Linked DNA regions of Homo sapiens: region 1 is linked to region 2. The links are chromatin loops, found by intact Hi-C in ENCODE. Cell type or tissue: prostate gland. All regions are shown on one strand. Links, peaks and the distances in the headings refer to the core of each region. The heading gives the core; the rest is flanking DNA.

The links. Peaks named below come from ENCODE experiments on the same cell type or tissue, not always from the same donor. Only the 100,000 strongest peaks of a DNase experiment are listed, where the experiment ranks them.
Region 1: it touches region 2 in a loop (2.7-fold over the local background); 67 of 110 quality-filtered maps call a loop at or near these places.

The regions. Positions count from the first base shown.
Region 1 is chr10:118,795,764-118,805,972 of GRCh38, reverse strand. The region is part of intron 3 of LINC03036 (long intergenic non-protein coding RNA 3036); the gene reads left to right. Among named protein-coding and RNA genes, the nearest start is that of CACUL1, 46 kb to the right of the region's middle. RefSeq lists an enhancer at 10,149-10,209. In prostate gland, for the core only: a CTCF peak has its summit at 4,855; a DNase peak (open chromatin) is centred at 4,852.
Region 2 is chr10:118,563,711-118,573,919 of GRCh38, reverse strand. It overlaps the pseudogene SLC25A18P1. Among named protein-coding and RNA genes, the nearest start is that of PRLHR, 27 kb to the left of the region's middle. In prostate gland, for the core only: a CTCF peak has its summit at 5,449 (motif pointing left); DNase peaks (open chromatin) are centred at 2,658 and 5,419; H3K27ac peaks cover 1,325 bases.

The sequences.
Region 1 (10,209 bases), core at 1,424-9,423, 230 kb before region 2:
GATGTCAGCTGCAGATAGGGACACTTTCAGCCAGGGGTGAGGCTGCAGGTTCCTGAGGGAGGGAAGAGCCAGCACTGGGGCCTGAAAGATTTGAAAAGTTATAGAAAACTTCCTTTTCAGAGAGGCAAATGGGAAATCTACTTTTTTTTTTTTTTTTTGAGACAGAGTCTGGCTCTGTTGCCCAGGCTGGAGTGCAGTGGCGCAATCTCAGCTCATTGCAACCTCCGCCTCCTCGTCAGCCTCTAGAGTAGCTGGGATTACAGGTGCCTGCTGCCACACTTGGCTAATTTTTGTGTTTTTTAGTAGAGACAGGATTTCACCATGTTGGCCAGGCTGGTCTTGAACTCCTGACCTCAGGTGATCTGCCTGCCTTGGCCTCCCAAAGTGCTGGGATTACAGGCGTGAGCCACCGTGCCTGGCCGGAAATCTACTTTTAAAAGATGAGTGACATTGAAGCTCATTTGTGAGCCTGGTGGCCTCTCTCCCTTAGGCCATAGACTGCCTTTTCCACGTTACCTGTCACAGGAGGACCAGGATGGCTGATCCTGGGCTGTGATTCTGGGGGCAGCTGAGCCAAGTCATCTAGAACCGTAACTAGAGTGGCAAGTGCCGAGGTTCAAGGCGCGGGAGGTGGAAACCCTCATCCTGCCTCCAGGCAAGTTAGGAGCTGATGCTTAAGGTTAAAACCCCGGCCGACCCCAGCAGACCTGGGCAGATCCTGACAGACCCCAGCGGACCCATTCCCCAGAGCCCAGCCTGCTGTCCCCGCTGTCTGCAAGGTTGGTCTCAAAGACTTTGCTCACAGTGCTCTTCCCTGCCCTTCATACCAGCATCTACTCCGTAGGCACTTCCATGTTTTCACGAGGCGACACTGACTTTTACAAACCAGACAGTCATCAACATGAGCCTCAGACACAGCTCTGACCCTCTTACTCCCAAATCAAAACCTTTCAGTGTTCACAGAATTAAGTGCAAACCTCTTGCGGGGCACTCAGCCCTCTCTGGCCCAGCTCCTGTCTTCCTTCAGGTTCTTGCTTTCGGCAGAGCTAACCTTTCGTCTCCCCTGCCCACCTCTCCCTCCCCAGCCCAGCATTCTGGGTTCCAGCCTCTCCTCCTTCCCTGCACAAGTTCTCTTTTGCTTCCCAATCTTTGCTCAAGCTGTTCTCTTGGCGTGGGACTGCTCCATATCAACTCCCACCTCCTCCAGGAAGCCTTCCTGGTCCCTCTGGCCATAGGGAATCTCTCCCTTCCTCCACTTTGTCCCCATCTCTTATAGCACTTCTCCCTCATCTGCAGTTTCCAGCGTCATTTGTTTATCTTGTTCCTGGGGGCAAGGGTTAAATTGCCTTTGTGTCTGCTCATTCCATAGGCCTGGCAGAGTGCTGACACATAGTAGGTGTTCAATAGATGGGTTGCCAGATTGAGCTGAAAACTTCCAGTGAAAAGAGTCTGTAGCTTATGTGTCCTGAGTCACACAGACACAGACAGCCAAGTGTCCTAATGCCCTTTGTGCCTAATTCTGGCATAAAGACACTTTCTCCTGCAGAGAAACTTCCCAGTCCCACAACTCCCCCAGCAAGTGAGCAGTGAGTTTAGAGTAAGGAAGGCTCCCGAGTAACCTTCTCCATGGTGACATCGGCCACTGGCAGGCAGGGCTTAAGGGAGGACTGAATTGGTTTCTACCAATATAGAGGCTGGTGTCTTGTCTTTTCTTCCTTTCTTCCTATTACTCTTTAAATAAAAGCAATAACTGCGCATGATATAAAAACTTGACCAGTACAGAAAGATCTAGAAAAATGATTAAAATCTCCCTGCTTTTCTCTGACCCCAATCCTCATCCCCAAAGTTTCCTATGTATCCCACCAGAAAAAAGTATGCATGTATCTACATATAAATATATATCATTTTAAACAGTTACATAGGGGAGCAAGGTATACGTACACTATTCCATATCTGGCCTTTCCCCCATTTATTTAATGATATATCTTCAGGGTCTTTTACTCTGAGTCTAGAACTTTGCCTCCTTATGTCTAATCACTGCAGACTATTCTGTTGTATGGATGGGCTGAAATTGATTTGGCCTGCTTTGACAAACTGAGAGTCATTTGGGTGGCCTCCAACTTTTGGAGTGACCGTCACGTGTGCACAGCTCGATGTTTTTTTGTCCATGTATCCATTAGGGGGCACCTAGTGGTAGAACCGCAGAATTAAAGGAAACCTGCATTAGAAATGTCAGCTGAGGCCCGGCGCGGTGGCTCACACCTGTAATCCCAGCACTTTGGGAGGCCAAGGCGGGAGGATCACTTGAGGTCAGGAGTTTGAGACCAGCCTGGCCAAGATGATAAAACTCCGACTCTACTAAAAATGCAAAAATTAGCTAGGCATGATGGCGGGCACCTGTAGTTCCAGCTACTCAGGAGGCTGAAGCAGGAGAATCGCTTCAACCTGGGAGTCAGAGGTTGCAGTGAGTCAAGACTGTGCCACTGCACTGCAGCCTGGGAGACAGAGCAAGACTCCGTCTCAAAAAAAAAAAAAAAAAAAAAAAAAAGTCAGCAGAATTGCTAGAAAGACTGTACCTGCTACTTTCCCACCAGCTGGGTAGAAGGGCACGGCTGGTTTCCCAGCAGGCACCAGTACCTGAGACACCTTTGCCCTTTGTTCAGGGTGTGCCCTTTGTGCTCTGGGGAGCTGTCCTCCTCGGCTCCCTCTCCTTTCCTCTGTCCTGCCTCAGGTTCTGTCTCTGGTCAGGTCTTCGGGCTGCCAAGCTCCCAAGTGAAAGTTGAAGCATCAGGCAAGCCTATTGTTTGGCACCCAAGATGCTTATCAGTAAATCAGTTCAAAAGTAGCCTGAGTTCAAGTGTTCTTTAAAGGTGAACCAATCAAGTTGATCTGGTGGAATTTATTCAAATTTTTGTACCCTCTTAATCTCTATGTAGAAAAGATGAAGAAGGCCCAGCATGGTGGCTCAGGCCTGTAATTCTAGCACTTTGAGAGGCCGAGGTGGGAGGATTGCTTGAGCCCAGGAGTTCGAGACTAGTCTGAGCAATATAGTGAGATCCCCATCTCTACACAAAATAATAAAATTTTAAAAAAGCAAAGAGGAATAGATGTTCATTTGAATCAACGTATACAATTTTGGTGGAAGGGCTATGTGTATCTGAGAGCGGCAAGACCAGACCAAGTGATGTAAGGCAAGCAGGTCCAGAGTCAGAGGCTCCTGCAGGCCCCACAAGGATTAGGGGCCCCTAGGACACAGGCTGTGCCTGCGTGAGCGGCCCCTGTCAGCCACCCCACCACGCCCTTTTCCCTTCCCCCACCATGCTCCAGACATGTCTGGACTTTCTTCCAGGCCTTGCTAAGGGCTCATGACCCATGCTCTGCCTCTTCCTGGACCCCTCTTTTCTGCCTTCCACACGGCCAGCTCCTTCTTACCTTCAGGTCTCAGAGAGGCCTTTCCTCCCTCTGTCCTCCTCCCCACTCTTCCAAAGGACACTCGGCCAAGTCCTTCACAGCATCATTCTGTCCTTATTCACATCTGTTTGTTTGTTTTGTTTGCTGTCTACCTTCCCCGCCATAGGGTGTCAGCGCCACGCCCTGCCTATCAGCGCAGTGCCCAGTGCACAGGGCCTCATGCGAGGAGTCACTTGGTAGATGTGGAATAAAGGCATGCATCTGGCTGGGGGGGGGGTGGCTCACGCCTGTAATCACAGCACTTTGGGAGGCTGAAGTGGGCAGATCACAAGGTCAAGAGATCGAGACCAGCCTGGCCAACATGGTGAAACCCTGTCTGTACTAAAAATACAAAAATTAGCTGGGCGTGGTGGTGCACGCCTGTAGTCCCAGCTACTCAGGAAGCTGAGACAGGAGAATCTCTTGCACCCAGGAGGCAGAGGTTGCAGTGAGCCGAGATCGTGCCACCACACTCCAGCCTGGCAACAGAGTGAGACTCCGTCTCAAAAAAAAAAAAAGGCATGCATCTATGAATGAAAAACCAAATTAGGAAAAGTGAAGGAGGAAAGAAAAAATTAAAGGAGATCTTCAGTGAAAGTAAATAAGTCCCCCGCTTCACCAGGCAGCAACAAAGAGGAGCGTCCACTTCTGGTGGAGATCAGGCTACATCAGCCACTGCCATTTCCTGACCTAGGAGCTCCTAGTCCCTCTGAGGAGGTGGATCCTCTGAGAGGGCAGTTGCTATGGAGGTGGAGCCGAGAGGTGATTCCTGGCTGCTCCCAGACTATGCCAAAGAGGCAGAGAGATGTGGTAAGTGTACAAGAATGACACAGGAGTTTATGGGAGTTCAAAGACTCTCTGACCAGTCCGAGAATAAAGCATTAGGGAAAAAGGCACTGGGGAGAAGTTGCCAGGAATTCTCAGCATCAAGCAGGAGGTTACCCACTTAATGTTTGGTATGGCGTTAGAGGCTGTCCTCAATGGGATAATCAGATAAGCATTTTTTTTTCCCGAGACAAAGTCTTGTTCTGTTGTCCAGGATAGAGTGCAATGGCATGATCTCGGTTCACTGCAATCTCTGCCTCCCGGGTTCAAGCTATTCTCCTGCCTCAGCCTCCTAGGTAGCTGGGATTACAGATGCCCGCCACCACGCCCGGCTAATTTTTGTATTTTAGTAGAGATGGTGCTTCACCATGTTGGGCAGGCTGGTCTCAAACTCCTGACCTCGTGATCTGCCCGCCTCAGCCTCTCAAAGTGCTAGGATTACAGGCGTGAGCCACCACACCTGGCCCAGATAAGCATTTTAAACACTGACACCCCTAATTGCTCTGTTACAGGACATAACAGATGTGGACTGTCATACACTAACTACTGAGAAAAATAATTTGAGCTGCCCCCAGGTGGTGCTGCCTGCCAGCCAACCATTCACTGTGGGCAGTTGCTCTCTTTGTTCAACAGAACATGCGTAACTATTTGAACATTTTACTGTGCTTTGTCCATGTTGTTTTACAAAAACAAGTGGAAAGTAGAAAAAAAGAGTAATCTCAAAAATAAGCAATATAAGTTTTCTATGCTTAATACACTTGCTTCCAAAATGGAGATCAGTGGCCAATCTTTGAGTTCAATTGAATGCTTACTGGACTTAAGTGGGTCCACTGTAGACTTAATGGCAAAGGAAAAGAACAACATATAAGAAAATGCTATAAATATGTAACTGGAATTTAAAACTATTTTGGACCTCTCAGAATCAGGGCCACTACGAGCTAAATGGTGTCTTGTGCAAATTGGGAAAAGGAATTCCTTTCTTTTCTGGATAAGTACAACTCTACATCAGGATACACATCTAGATTTCAGTCTAACCCTTGGTCAGATGCCCTTGTGTAGTGTACAGCCTTACCAACTCTACAGTGCTGCCTGGGATGGAACAACCACTTATAATGTGTAAGTCTCTAATTGCACTCTATACAGTTAATTTGATACATATTTTCATATTTACAAAAGCAGAGGACTGCCTGTGTACAGTTTTTCTGTTCACTTACTTGTAAATTAGAAGGCTTGTCTCATATTTGAGACATACCTATGCAATTTGAGAATGCAGGATCATTAACTATGAAAAACTGCCTGAAGGGCAAGACCAGGGTTCACATTCCCCTCCTTCAGCAATCCTACTGCCTTTTTAGAGCAGAAGCTGCTCTTTACCTTGTTTCCTAGTTATTTGGATGGCTTCTTCCTTCTTCTACTAGATTGTCAACTCTCTGAGGGCAAGAGCTGTTTGTCTCATTTGTCTCTTTACTTCTAGCAAACAGTACAGAAACTTGTGGGGGTTCGTTGATTTCACTTTGATAGACAATGACAAGAATTTCTGCAATAATTGTTGTTATAATGCAGAAGGGTTGATATATTTTCTCCAGGTGCTTGTACCTCTGAGCTTCTATAGCCTTCTGAGCATATGCAGCACCTGGCTAACTGATTTGCTTTTATTTTAGAGGTTGATGGGAAAACCACTCAGACACCAGGAGGTGTTATGGCTCATGGACGTTTGTTAAGTATCAGATGTTACTCAGGACTGAGTCATGCCTTTTCAAAAGGACTGCATTTGGAGACTGGCGGGTTCTAGCACTTTCAATGAATAGTGCATTTTTTTTTTTAGTGGGTTCCTTCCTATCCATGCCTGGGAGCATGGGCTGAGCTTTTGGAGTAAGCCAAATGGGATAAAGGGTCAGATGTCGGAAAAAGGAAGCACCCACAGTGGCCGTACATGTGATGGGCTTTTGGGCAGCACCACGGACCATGGAATGGAATGGCTTAGGTCCTCTTCATGAAGAAATAACTCTGGGATACACTTAGGAAAACTGCAGGACCCTTTCAGTTGGCCACACAATGGAGCTGCATCAGCTGGGTGCTGCCTCAAAGAGGAGTGAGTTGTGCTCATTTCCCGAATGTTGCAAATCTGGAAATTATCTTACGTTGGAAAAGCGATGACTGTTCCTGCACTCTCCCCCAATTTCCTGAAAACTTTGATTTTTTTAGGATATTCTGAGAAGAGTAAAAACCCACGGCTGTGGCCAGGTGTGGTGGCTCACATCCGTAATCCTAGCACTCTGGGCGAGAGAGACATCAGGTGGATCACCTTAGGTCAGAAGTTCAAGGCCAGCCTGGCCAACACGGTGAAATCTTGTCTCTACTAAAAATAAAAAAATTAGTCGGGCTTGGTGGCGCATGCCTGTAGTCCCAGCTACTCGGGAGGCTGAGGCAGGAGAATCGCTTGAATCCGGGAGGTGGAGATTGTAGTGAGCCGAGATCACGCCATTGCACTTCAGCCTGGGCGACAAGAACAAAACTCTGTCTAAAACAAACCAACCAACCCACAGCTGCTCCTTCTAAGCTATGTTTTATGCCACAGGCCCTTGGGTAATGTGTTTCCGCTTCTCCCCAGATAGAATACCACTCATTTTAGCTTAATGTCTTTGTTCTTGAAATTGTCCGTCTCACCCAATCTTCCTCCCATCTCAGAGGCAGGAATAAAGCTTACCTTGTTCAGCAAGCAGAGTACTGGCTCTTGGGTGGAGGAAATGTATTCACAATTTACAGATAAACCTCACAAAGTTGTTTCTGATCAGCAATTGCTTTGAGAGTGAATCTCTCCTCAAACTCCACCAGCAGATTGTGTTCTGTGTTGCCTTTCTCAGCAGCTTTCTGGATCCTTTTGGGCTAGGAGCAGCTCTTCTCGGGCTTCATGCTTATTTTCTGTAAAATGAGCAGGAAGTCAATGTCTCCTAAAGTCTTGCCATTTCAAAGTGTGCTCCTGGGACAAGGGGAATCTGCAGCACTCTGAAACTTGCAAGAAACGCAAAAAAAAAAAAAAAAAAAAAAAAAAAAAATTCAGGCATTGCACCAGGACTTCAGAATCTGTGTCCCCAGGTGATTGGCTTGTACATGGAAGGTCGAGAAGAGCTACTCTGAAGTCCCTTATTGCTATAAAGCTTTATGATTCTTTGGGAAGGTATCCTGTAGCAACAGCCAAAACACATTGAGTCCTTAACTCTGTGCCAGGGATTCTTACATGAGCTCATCTCATCCTCAGCACAAGCCCAAGGCAGGGGTAATCATGATTCATATTTTACAGGCGAGAAAGCTGACACTTGGCTCAGAGAAACTGGCTTCCTTGGCAAAGGTCACCCAGCTAATTGGGTACAGAGCTCGATCCACCCTCAGGTCAGCCTGACTTCAACCTCCCCTCTATGTGGTGTTGCCTCAGGGGTCCAAGGCAAGGTTTTGAGGAGGAATTGACCTGTGAACTTTGTATTGTCAGATGATGAGTTTGCCAGGTTGTAAGTGGGAGAGAGTCATTCCAGAGGAGAAAAGAACCAGCGAGTGGCCCAGAGGAAGGAGAAAGCTGGGCAAGTCCAGAAGGTGGTCTGAGATTTAGTTTTAACAAAATGAATGTTAATTTGGTATGAGCTTGTTTCTGTTGAGCACAGGGTGGGAGGAGGGAGAGATAGTCAGGTTACCGAAATTACCAGCAAGTTTAGATGAAATCTAATGACATTTTAATGTGTTTTCTGAAGATACTGTCTATTGAACTGAAATATATCACACCAGTGAAGTATGCTCATTGTTCTGGAGAAAGATCATTCTTGCGGATTGACTTTGATTTTTGTAATTTTGCTGCCAATATGTAAAAAAGGTCAACTTCACCCTTGCTACTTAAAGCAACTCCAAGTCAATAGAGCCTAGAAGTCTCTCTTTGGAAGGATGGATGTTACCAAGGAATTGTATAGTTGAAATTCTTCTTGCACTTGCCAGGTTCTGAAGTTGTCCTCAGGGGATCCCCATTTCACTGGGGAAAGGATCAAAGAGTCATATAGAGAGGCCAGAAGTAATTTCCTAACATAGTAGAGCCCTGGTAAAACCCTCAAAGTCAAATCTCAGAGCCATCTATTGGAGTGAACATTCTTTTTTTTTTTTTTTAATTATTATTATACTTTAAGTTCTGGGATACATGTGCAGAACATGTAGGTTTGTTAGATAGGCATACACGTGCCATGGTGGTTTGCTGCACCCATCAACCCGTCATCTACATTAAGTATTCCTCCTAAAGCTATCCCTCTCCTAGCTCCCCACTCCCCAACAGGCCCCAGTGTGTGATGTTCCCCTCCCTGTGTCCATGTGTTCTCAGTGTTCAACTCCCACTTATGAGTGAGAACATGCAGTGTTTGGTTTTCTGTTCATGTGTTAATTTGCTGGGAGTGATGGTTTTCAGCTTCATCCATGTCCCTGCAAAGGACACGACCTCATCCTTTTTATGGCTGAATAGTATTCCATGGTGTATATGTGCCACATTTTCCTTATCCAGTCTATCATTGATGGGCATTTGGGTTGGTTCCAAGTCTTTGCTATTGTGAACAGTGCTGCAGTAAACATACATGTACATATGTCTTTATAGTAGAATGACTTATAATCCTTTGGGTACATACCCAGTAATGGGATTGCTGGGTCAAATGGCATTTCTGGTTCTAGATCCTTGAGGAATTGCCACACTGCCTTTCACAATGGTTGAACTAATTTATACTCCCACCAACAGTGTAACAGCATTCCTATTTCTCCATATCCTCTCCAGCATCTGATGTTTCCTGACTTTTTAATGATTGCCATTCTAATGGGCGTGAGATGGTATCTCATTGTGGTTTTGATTTGCATTTCTCTAACGACCAGTGATGATGAGCTTTTTTTCATATGTTAGCTGGCCGCATAAATGTCTTCTTTTGAGAAGTGTGTTATATCCTTTGCCCACTTTTTGATGGGGTTGTTTGTTTTTTTTCTTGTAAATTTGTTTAAGTTCTTCATAGATTCTGGATATTAACCCTTTGTCAGATGGGTAGATTGCAAAAATTTTCTCCCATTCTGTAGTTTGCCTGTTCACTCTGATGATACTTTCTTTTGCTGTGCAGAAGCTGTTTAGTTTAATTGGATCCCATTTGTAAATTTTGGCTTTTGTTGCCATTGCTTTTGGTGTGTTAGTCATGAAGATTTTGTCAATGCCTATGTCCTGAATGTAATTGCCTAAGTTTTCTTCTAGGGTTTTTATGGTGTTAGGTCTAACATTTAAGTCTTTAATCCATCTTGAATTTATTTTTGTATAAGGTGTAAGGAAGGGGTCCAGTTTCAGTTTTCTGCATATGGCTAGCCAGTTTTCCCAACACTATTTATTAAATAGGGAATCCTTTCCCCATTGCTTGTTTTTGTCAGGTTTGTCAAAGATCAGATGGTTGTAGATGTGTGGTGTTATTTCTGAGGCCTCTCTTCTGTTCCATTGGTCTATATATCTGTTTTGGTACCAGTACCATGCTGTTTTGGTTACTGTAGCTTTGTAGTATAGTTTGAAGTCAGGTAGCGTGATGCCTCCACCTTTGTTCTTTTTCCTTAGGATTGTCTTGGCTATATGGGCTCTTTTTTGGTTCTATATGAAATTTAAAGTACTTTTTTTCTAATTCTGTGAAGAAAGTCAGTGGTAGCTTGATGGGGATAGCATTGAATCTATAAATTACTTTGGGCAGTATGGCCATTTTCATGACATTGATTCTTCCTATCCATGAGCATGGAATGTTTTTCCATTTGTTTGTTTCCTCTCTTATTTCCTTGAGCAGTGGTTTGTAGTTCTCCTTGAAGAGGTCCTTCACATCCCCTGTAAATTGTATTCCTAGATATTTCATTCTCTTTGTAGCAATTGTGAATGGGAGTTCTGGAGTGAACATTCTT
Region 2 (10,209 bases), core at 1,339-9,338:
GTGTTTCTTTATTACTACAGTAAATACACTATCTAGTGGTGGTTGGGGGTTTCTGAAAGCCCCTGGTAGCTGTACCCACAAAGGAAATAAATGCAGGTATGAAGGGAGAATAAGGCCATGCTCAACATGCTTATTAGAATAGGGTTGTTACTTCTGAGTAGAGGTAGCACTACAAGTTGGAGAAGAAGACATGCTACAGGTGGCCTATCCTGTTCTTGCCCCATCCAGGCTGAGTAAAATGGGCTGGAGAGAGAGAGAGAGCCATGAGTACAAGGACTCAAACTCCAGCTCTATCTACTCAAAACACCTTAAGATATACTCTCCAATACCAATGAAATAGATGTCCTGAGCATTCCCAGAGAGGTGCTGTGATGGGGCCTGGCAGCCTGCTCTCTTTATGAAGACATAAAGTCTTCATGGCGGTCATGGCGTATTATTTTTTATATATTGCTGAGTTATATCTGCTAATATTTCACTAAGAATTTTTGCATCTATGTTAGTGAAGGATGCTGGTCTGTTCTTAAAAAGATTTGTAGTATCCTTGTCTGATTTTGGTCTCAGAGTAATACTAGCCTCATGAAATTAATTGGAAAGTGTTCTTCTTATTATTGTCTGAATGAGATTGTGTAGAATTTCTATTAATTCTTCTTTAAGTGTTTGGTAGAAGTCTCCAGTGAAAATATTTGGGCCAGGACTCCAGAGTTTGCTGGCACAGTGGTGACCCTGCCACAAATGTCCTCATCCCAGGCCTTCTTTGAGGGTTTGGACTCAAGTTTTCAGAATGTCCAGAAGTGTCACCGTGACTGCAAACTATGGAACCTGCTGCACAGCCTGACCTGAAAGAATGAGTAGAGGATGCCTTTCCAGTAAGCTCATTGAACCCTGGGTGGTTAAAGTTGGCAAATGGTGGGAAGTAGATGCTGGAGAAGGGAATATCTCTAAGGAGAGTAGCACCAGGCCTTTGTAGAGGCCAGCCAGGCTCTGAGTGCAAAGCACCTTCCCGGCAATGAGGGTGGTAGAGGTCCACTTGTGGGTGGAAGCTGTGACCTCACCCTGATGGGGAAGGGGGAGGCACTGCCTCATTACTGCTAGGGGAGGTAGACGTTCAGGTTTTCCATTTGGCCTCTGTTGACACTCTAGAGGGAACTTATTTCTCATTACTGCTGTACAATAGTGAAAGTCTTGACCCTACTAAAGGCCCCGTCTGATACCACCCCAGTAGGGAGGGGGAGGGATCCCTTATTACTGCTGGGTGGGGTGGATGTCCCAGCTCCATGGATACTGGCAGGTTGGGGATGTGGAGAAGGAGATGGGAGTCATTAAGGTCTGGCTGGAATGGAAGTCCTGGCTCCCTGCTTGGCCTCTTCGGATCCCACCCCGGTGGGAGTGTTGGGGTGCCTTGGAAATGTAGAAGTCTGGGCCTTCCGCCTGGCTTTGCTCACGTGGGTGTTGGCCACAGTGTTCGTTCCTGTGGTCTGTGGCTGGAGTGGAGCAGTCATCGTCCGAGTTATCTATCTTGCTAAGCTTTTTTTCTAGGCTTGACTAGAGACAGCAGGCCTTTTGGGGTGGCTTTTGGGCTCATGCCTGATGGTATTTTTGTGCTGCCAGGCTTTTCAGCTCCAAGTCTGGGATATACGAGGCAAAAAGACAACCCAGGGAACTCTCCACTGTGTTGTACCCCGGATTCTGCGGTCCTTGTCTGGTCTGTCTCATTTCCACCCTTCAGAGTCTTCTTATCTTTTCTTTTGTGTAATATCCAGGATTTTTATTTATGCTTGGCAGAAGCAATAGGGAAAAGCAAATCTATTTTCTTCCTGGAAGCAGGAGTTCCAAGATAATGTCTTTAAATGCATAAAATACTATGCACAGGTTTACAAAGGAAATCAATTATACTAAAACATATATATCCCAAGTGTGGACTTTTTAATATTTTAATATATGTGTTTCTTGATTACTATAGTAAATACGCTATCTAGTGGCAGGTTGAATGGTCACTGTAATATTGAAATAATGATTTGCATAAATGGTATTCTGAGAATTTGCCACAGTTGCAGGATAATGTCAAATGATCTGTGATTCCCACTGGTGACAGAGTCACTGGTTTCTCTCATACAACTCTGCTTTTTTGTCCACATTTATAATGGAAGGAAATGACAGATTTTAGTTATAGATGAGTGAAAAATAAAAGTCAATTGTTTTCTGATCCCAGTTCACAGACCCACTGAATTCTTAACCCTGGCTCACAGCCCCTGCTTTTAAGGATAAAATTGGATATATTGTTAACCTCGAGCCCAGAGCAACAACAGCAAACCTTATAGGCAGAGATTTCTGGCAGACTTAAAAAAAAAATCATTTGAGACCAAAAGCCCACAATGATCAATAAATAAGATGATCAGGCAAGGATAGCCAAGAGCACAGCTGGATCTGATTAGGGGATGACAGGAAGCCAAGTTTCTGAGCCAAACACGGGATTCCTGCTGCCCAGGACCATGGACACTGAGTCAGTCAAGTGGGCAAACCCTGTGAGACCCTGGCCTCTGCTGATCACCCAGGAAAGATGCATCTGAGAAGAGGGTGGGTCTTTGGCAATTCAACTGGGCAGAGTTTAGAAACAAGAAGCCTCCCCACCCCTCCTAAAACCAGCCAATTACTCACTCTGCGCCTGTTCCTGCTGCACAAAAGTGATTTTCCTCTGAGGACACTGTGTTCTGAATTCCAACGTTCAGGGCCTGACTCCCAAACAATGGCTATCTGGGCAGCCTCAGATTGGTTTGGCAAATGCACCATGTGTTCATAAAAGGCAGGACTGCATGGTGAAGCCCTTGGAGGACCAGAAAAGCTACATCTGCAGGAAAACGAAATAAGCACCCCAATTTACAAGTTACCAATTTGATCCTATTTGTCTAGGGCTGGCCTGATGCAATTTGAGGGGTGGTTAGAAGTTTCTTTTGCCTCATTCCTTGCTTTTCTATCCTTTTCATTAAAGTAAGAAATAACTGCGCCTCACATTTTAATGAAAAGGAGTGGCGGGAACAACCAGAGGTTTCTAAAGGAAACCTGAAATAATAGTGCAGTTGCTAAGGAACAGGCTGGACAAGTTAATTTTGTTGGCATAACATCTCCTCGTTATTTAATCTCGTAGTGTATTCATTTTATCCATCTGCCACCATGCTACTGAAGCCAGGAAGAGCTGCTACTTGCAATGCCAAGGCTGAGGACAGACCTGTCCAAACCCCTTATACATTTCAGCTGTCAGAGTGAGGTCCCGAGCTTTGATTTCACTGCTGGAGAGACCACCCCCTTCTATTTTGGGAAGAAAGCTGCTGAGGGGCCCACCACTCTGTTCTGCCAGACAAACCTCTTGTTTACCCCAAAAGTGGCTCTGTATCCCTGCTGAACACTAGTCAGCTGGTGTGCTTTTCAAAAAGACCAATGTCTGGTCCCCAGCCCCAAGGATTCTCATTTAATTGCTCTGGAAATGGGGTCAGGCATGATTTTTATAAAGCTTTCCTAAGCGATTCTAATGGGCTGCTCAGGCTGAGAACCACTGATTTATAGAATTGCTACCTTTCCACTCCTGTGTCTCATTTTGAAATGAGCCAGAGCCTCTCAGAATTATTATTCTTTTGGTCATTTTCTTATCACTTTCTCCCTATTGCATAGAAAATTATAAGTATGATAATGAGTTTTTAGTGAGAGCCTGAAGCCAGGGTATGATCTTTTGGAATCCAACAGCCTTGTAAAGCAGGCATTTTAAAATTATCCCAACCTTACAGACAAGGAAACCAAAGCGTGGAGAGGTTGAGTGCCCAGCTGGCTGGTAAGTGGCACATCCAGGATTTGGACACACGTTCCAACTCCAAAGTTCAACTACTCATGCCAGTGACTTCTGTCCCCATGGAGAACCAGCTGGAGAACTTGTGGGTAGAAGCTGTGACCTCACCCTGATGGGGAAGGGGGAGGCACTGGTTCATTACTGCTATTTGGGGTAGACGGTCAGGTTTTCCATTAGGCCTCTCTTGACAAAGGGCTGCAGATGCAAGCTCAGCTTCCACCCATGGTTAGGACCAGCTGGGGTAGAAGGCCTGAACTGGTGGATCAGATGACTCAGCCTGGGCAGTTATGTTTCATCAGCTTGGACGCTGGGTGCCGGCTCTGAGAAGCCTTATGTGGACTCTTCCTCTCAGCCTCCTGGATTCAAATCCAGCCTCCTTCTTACCAGCAAGTGACCTTGGCCGAGTGTCTTAGCTTCTTTCAAATCTGGTTTCCCCACCTGTTGAGGAGGAGGACAAATGCACCTGCTGCGTAGGAATGTCATGAGGGTTACATGAGGTAACACATATAAGCACTTAAAATAGGGGCTAGCACACATTACTCATGGAAGATTAGTTACCCTGGTCAGCCTTATTACCACAGAGCTAGAACTTGGAGGCTGCCTTACTCCTCTAGCCTCCTAAGGCCCAGAGACTCCCGGTGCCTGGCACGATGTCTGGATTCCAGATGCTGGACAGCTCTGAGGCGGTCTCTGGGCTTCCTCAAGCTGGCGCCTGGACTCCCTCCTTCAAAAGCAAGCAGCTGTCTCCAAAGGCCAAGCCACTACCTCTACCTTTGGTTTATAAAAACCACTTCACAAGGACCTCTTTTCACATGTATTAGCAGGAGATTTTTTAGTGCAGGGAGAGAAACGCATCTCAAACTGGCTTTAAGCTGAAAGAGAATTATTGACTGATGCTGGCTGATGCAACTAAGAAGCTGGGCTGGCTTCAGGGTCCAGGGGCTCAAATGAGGTCCCCAGGCTTTCGTCTCCCCGTCTTCAGTGCTGTTTTCCTTTCCTCTGTGCTATCCTCACCCATGGGCAGCTCAGGCATACAGCTTTATAATCAGCAAGTCCCGCTGTGGAGGAATTTCTTTTTCTTTTTCTTTTTTTTTTTTTGAGATGGAGTCTCACTCTGTCACCCAGGCTGGAGTGCAGTTGCGCGATCTCAGCTCACTGCAACCTCCGCCTCCTGGGTTCAAGTGATTCTCCTGCCTCAGCCTCTTACAATTTCTTGATCTCAATAATTCCAAGAAAGTCAGGCAATGGCCTCGGATCAGAGCCATGTGTTCAAGGCCAGTAAGGCAGCAGTATCTAGTCTGGCCCATGTGTTGACTGAGAACAGAGAAGCAGCAACTCAAATCACCACATTTCACAGCCATCTGAAAAGTTCATAGCCGGGTGCCCAGACAACTCCAGAAGTCCATCTTACGGCCTGTTTACACAGACCAGAGTCTGGTTTGAAGGACAATTAGATTGTGGTGGGTAGTGGGGAGCTGCCTAGGAACACTTGCTTCCCCTCCAGATATTAAAAAGGAAAACCGAAACAAACCCCCAAATCCTCGTGGAGTGAGACGATCACTTTCAGCTCGCAAAGTGTAGGCCCCAAACTATGTGAGCCTTGATCACCACCTTGTGGCAAAGAGTGGAATTTTTCTAGGATGGACTTTTAACTTTTCACTTTTTTTTTTTTTTTTTTTTCTCTGAGACGGAGTTTTGCTCTTTCACCCAGGCTGGAGTGAAGTGGCACGATCTCGGCTCACTGCAACCTCCACCTCCCAGGTTCAAGCAATTCTTCTGCCTCAGCCTCCCTAGTAGCTGGGATTATAGGCACCCACCACCATGCCAGGCTAATTTTTGTATTTTTAGTAGAGATGGGTTTTTACCATGTTGGCCAGGCTGGTCTTGAACTCCTGACCTCGGGTGATCCACCTGCCTCGGCCTCCCAAAATGCTAGGATTACAGGTGTGAGCCACCGTGCCCGGCCTGGACTTTTTCCCGGGAAAATGCTTCAGCTGTGGGAAGGAAGGAACAAAGGGAGGGAGGGAGAGAGAGAGGACTCATTAGATGCCGTTGCACGGCCTGTCCTATGGAGAACCATTTAGTCTCCTCAACTGTGGCAAGAACGTAACCAGAATAACTCATGAATTAGATAGTAGACTAGCACTGGGCCTAGCGGGACTCCATGCCGGGGACACAGAAGTCACACATTACCCACCATGTGGAGAACCTGCTAGGCCGCAGATGCAAGCTCAGCTTCCACCTGTGGTGAGAACCAGCTCCAGTCCTTGTAGGAGTGGAAAGCCCAGATAATACAATGTGACCTGGCAAGCACTGTTTCAGAATATGAGAAGTGTCCCATGGGGGCCCTGGAGAGGGAGGCACTGTCTCTTCCCACAGACCCTGCAGGCCAGCTCAGAGCAGGCACGCCATAAATGCTTGACGAAGGAATGTCGGTGGTTTCTCCTAGATTCCCCATTTTCCATTCTGTTTCTTCCGACGGACATATTCCCAGGGCTAAAATTAATCTCTGACACATTTCCAACTTTCTTGACATAGGTATTTCCTCTGTCACTGCTGGCCTACAGTTTGTCTTCCTATCCAGGATTTTAGGACCAATACTTCCCCTAGCCAATGACAAAGATTCTTTGCTTGGCCAAACTTCAGTCAGCCTCCTGCACCTTCTCTTAGGCCCACCTCTGTGCACTTCTTGTAAAATCCAGCTTTAGCAAGAGTCCTGCTAAGTCAGGTTAGCTAGACCCCTCCACTCCCAGCTGTCATTCTCCATTTCTGATCACTCTCGATATCTGGTCGGGTTCCTCATCTTTTACCACTGCCCTGGGGAGGTCTGATCTTCCTGGCCTGTCTTCAGCAAGAATCCCCTTGGCCCCTAATGTTTCCTCTTAGCCATTTCCACCCGCTGACCCCCACGCTGCTCCTTTGCTCCAACACTCCACCTGCCCTTGCAAGTGGGAGTTGAGCCCGGTTCTCTATTCTCCCTATTGCAATAGTCCTGAGTAAAATCGGTTTTTACCCCTTAACTGATGTCCAGCTCAGGTTTTTGACTCCAGCGCTTGTCCCATCAATGAAGAACTCATTGTCTATACAGTGCCTGACTGCACACTCTAGACTCAGAAGGCACAGCTTCAAATAGGACCCTCCACCCTGAGCCTGTGTTCATGGAACTGAAGTCGTTTTCACCACATCATCTTACACACACGAGCCAGGAGAGCAGACTGGCCAGCAGAGCCAGGTTCCCTGGAGCCCTGCAAAGCCCACAAACACCCGAGCTGTGGGGTGGCTTTGCAGCTTCTCTACCAGCCACCCCACCACAGGGCAGGACTCAGGCATGCTGAGGGCCCAGACTTGGTTGTGACCTCATCATCTCTGCCAGCATCTTGGTCTCCTTCAGCTGGCGGAGACCTGACCAGATTAAGGGGACCCCAGGCCCTAGCCTTCTCCCTGGAGTGTGTGGAAACATGCCTGCTCTCACCCACGATCGCCTTGTGCCACTCCCATTTGGGCGTTAGAGTCTCTCAGTGTCTCACTTTGTCAGCTGTTTCATTTGTACAAAATACAACAGGGAACAGCCTGGGTCATAGTAGAGGAATCATTAATTATGTAAACAACTCCATATTTGGGAGCCAGTGCCAGACGCTAAGCCCTGGGGATAGAGCAGTGAACTGAACCTGGGAGGTGGAGGTTGCAGTGATCTGAGATCACACCATTGCACTCCAGCCTGAGTGACAGAGTGAGACTCTGTCTCAAAAAAAAAAAAAAAAGGATCTACTGGGGCCAGGCATAGTGGTTTATACCTATAATCCCAGCACTTTTGGAGGCCAAGGCAGGAGGATTATTTGAGCCCAAGAGTGTAAGACCTGCCTGGACAACATGGTGAGATCCAATCTCTACAAAAAAAAAATTGCCAGGTATGGTGGTGCACCTGTGGTCCCAGGAACTTGGGTGGCTGAGGGGGGAGGATTGCTTTAGCCTGGGAGGTTGAGGCTGCAGTGGGCAGTGGTCACACCACTGCACTCCAGCCTGAGCAGCAGGGTGAGACCCTGTCTCGAAAATAAAATAAAAATAAAATAAAAAAGATCACTTGGACAATTGACATGGGGGCAAGAGAGAAAGTGGGAGGGGAGGGGAAGAGTTAGGGGGCTTCTGCCAGGTCCCATTGGACAAAGGTGAAGGCTGGGACTGGGGTAGGTGCCACACTGAGGGGGCAAACTTGGGATGTGTTTTGTGGGAGCGCTGCCAGGACTAGTCAATGGATTGGATGTGGGGCATGGGGAGGGAAAGGGAACACAAACATGATGTCCCCTGTGGTTTTGGTCTGGGTAGCTGGTTGATGGTGGTGTAGTGACTTAGATGGAAAAGCTGGAGGAATAGCAGGTCCAGTGTGAAAATCAAGGGTTCTGGTTTGGCCATGTTGGATCAGAGAAGCCACCCACAGAAGGTTTAAGGTACCGCGTGGCACCTGCAGAATGTCCAGGATGGGAGGATGCCTCCAGCTGCATCTCAGGCCCTGGCTCTGGGGGGGCACCCCCGCCCCCTTCTTGGAGTATGCTCTTTAGTGTGAGGAGAGTGGCCCCTAGTGAGTAGGGATCGGTAACCTCACCCACCTTCCACCCCTTTCATGAGGCTAGGCCACCGCATCTGGGCAGGAAACAGCAGAGCCACGTTCACCTGAAGGCAGTGACCACCTGGGATGGGTTAAAATGCGGAGGCTGCAATCGGGGCCCTGAATGTGCGTATTGAACTTGGGCCCTTGATATCTGTCATCAGGCAGGTTGGGTCCCACGCTCTGCAGATGTCTGTGATCCGAGGGTGTTGAATGGCCACGGCCCTGAGTGTCCCCATGAAGACTCCTTCCCCCACACACCTCAGTTGACTCACTGAGGGCCAAGGTGACAGAGTCCTTAAGACCACGATTTTGAAGTCAGATACCCAGGATTGCCTCAGCTGCCTCCATTCCCAGCTGCCTGACTGGGAGGAGTTGCGGAACCTTTCTTGGGGATCCCTTTCCCCCTTTGAGGAAGGTCTTAGCTGCCAAATGGCCACATTCTGAGGCTTTGGTGGACTCCTGTAGGGGAAGGACATGGTGGCCCTTACTGGTTGAAGGTAAAGCCCCTGACTCCTGGAAGCTTCCAGGAGACTCTGGAAGCTACCCTCACTTTCCGTAGGAGGAAGACCCTGCCTGCCCAGGGCTGCAGCCACTCTCCTTGTCATTTGACTAAATGCACCGCTTCCCGTCCCTCCACCAGATGTCAGGCCAAAGCTGTGGAATGGAAATGATGCCTGGGCTCTGCCAGGCGGCAGCAGCTGCAGCCTGGAATGCGAACCTCCCACAGATGCCCCATTAGGAGAGTTGGGGAGGGGGCACTGAGGGTAGGGAGGGGATGTGCAGGGGTCCTGGCATCCACACCGGGGCTGGATTCTTAGATCTCTGGGTCGAGGCTACTCTTCCAAAGTCAGAAAGGGAAGTGAATGGTGGGGTGCTAGGGCCCCTCTCCTGGCCGTAAGAGCTCAGAACACATGACCAGCAGAGACAAACAAATTCTCAGGCCCTACCAGATCTTTTTAAAAAATGTTTTTGGTAGTGGGAGGCATTAGGATTTATTTGAAACCTGTCTTTTTCTATTGATTGAATTATAGGTGACAATAGCCACGTTTCATACACTCCCTTTTCCCTCTTTGGGGGACTCTTGGAGAAACAGCCTCATGAGTTCATCTGACCCATACCCACTGGGGCAGAGCCCAGCCACGCCTGAGGGGTCTGTGGTGTGTCTGGACCCTTAACTGGGAGAGTAAGAAGAGAGGCTGCCAGAACCCAGGAATTCTGCTCTAAAAGGGACTGCAGCGGCCTTAGGTCCAATGTCTGGATGATGCTGGTGCTGTTTGTTTGGTTTCTGTCAGTCCCACCAGACTGTAAGTACCATGAAGACAGAAACCACATCTGCATTGCTCACTATGGTGTCTCCAGACCTAATAAGGTTTATCTGAGCTGAGAATGAATGCTTTTGGGGAGATGAAATATAGCAGGATGCCCTGGTGTCAGTATTTGCTTCGATGAAAAAAATCTTAGGTTTGTAACTTGCCTAGCTCTGTGGCCCTGGGCAAGTTGTTACAAAACTTTGGCCCTCAGTTTCTTCATCTGTAAGATGGGGATAATAATGGTGTTTCCACAGGGCTGTGGAAAAGAGTGCCAGAGACTCTGCACAGTGCCCAGTGCCTAGTCAGATGGGGTGCTTGTTCCAGTTACCTATTACCATGTAACAAACCATCCCAAAGCAAGTGGCACAGAGCAGCAACAATTTTATTACACTCACAGATTTTGTGGACCAAGACTTTGGAAGGGAACAGAGGGGTCATTGTTTTCTGTTCTGCAGTGT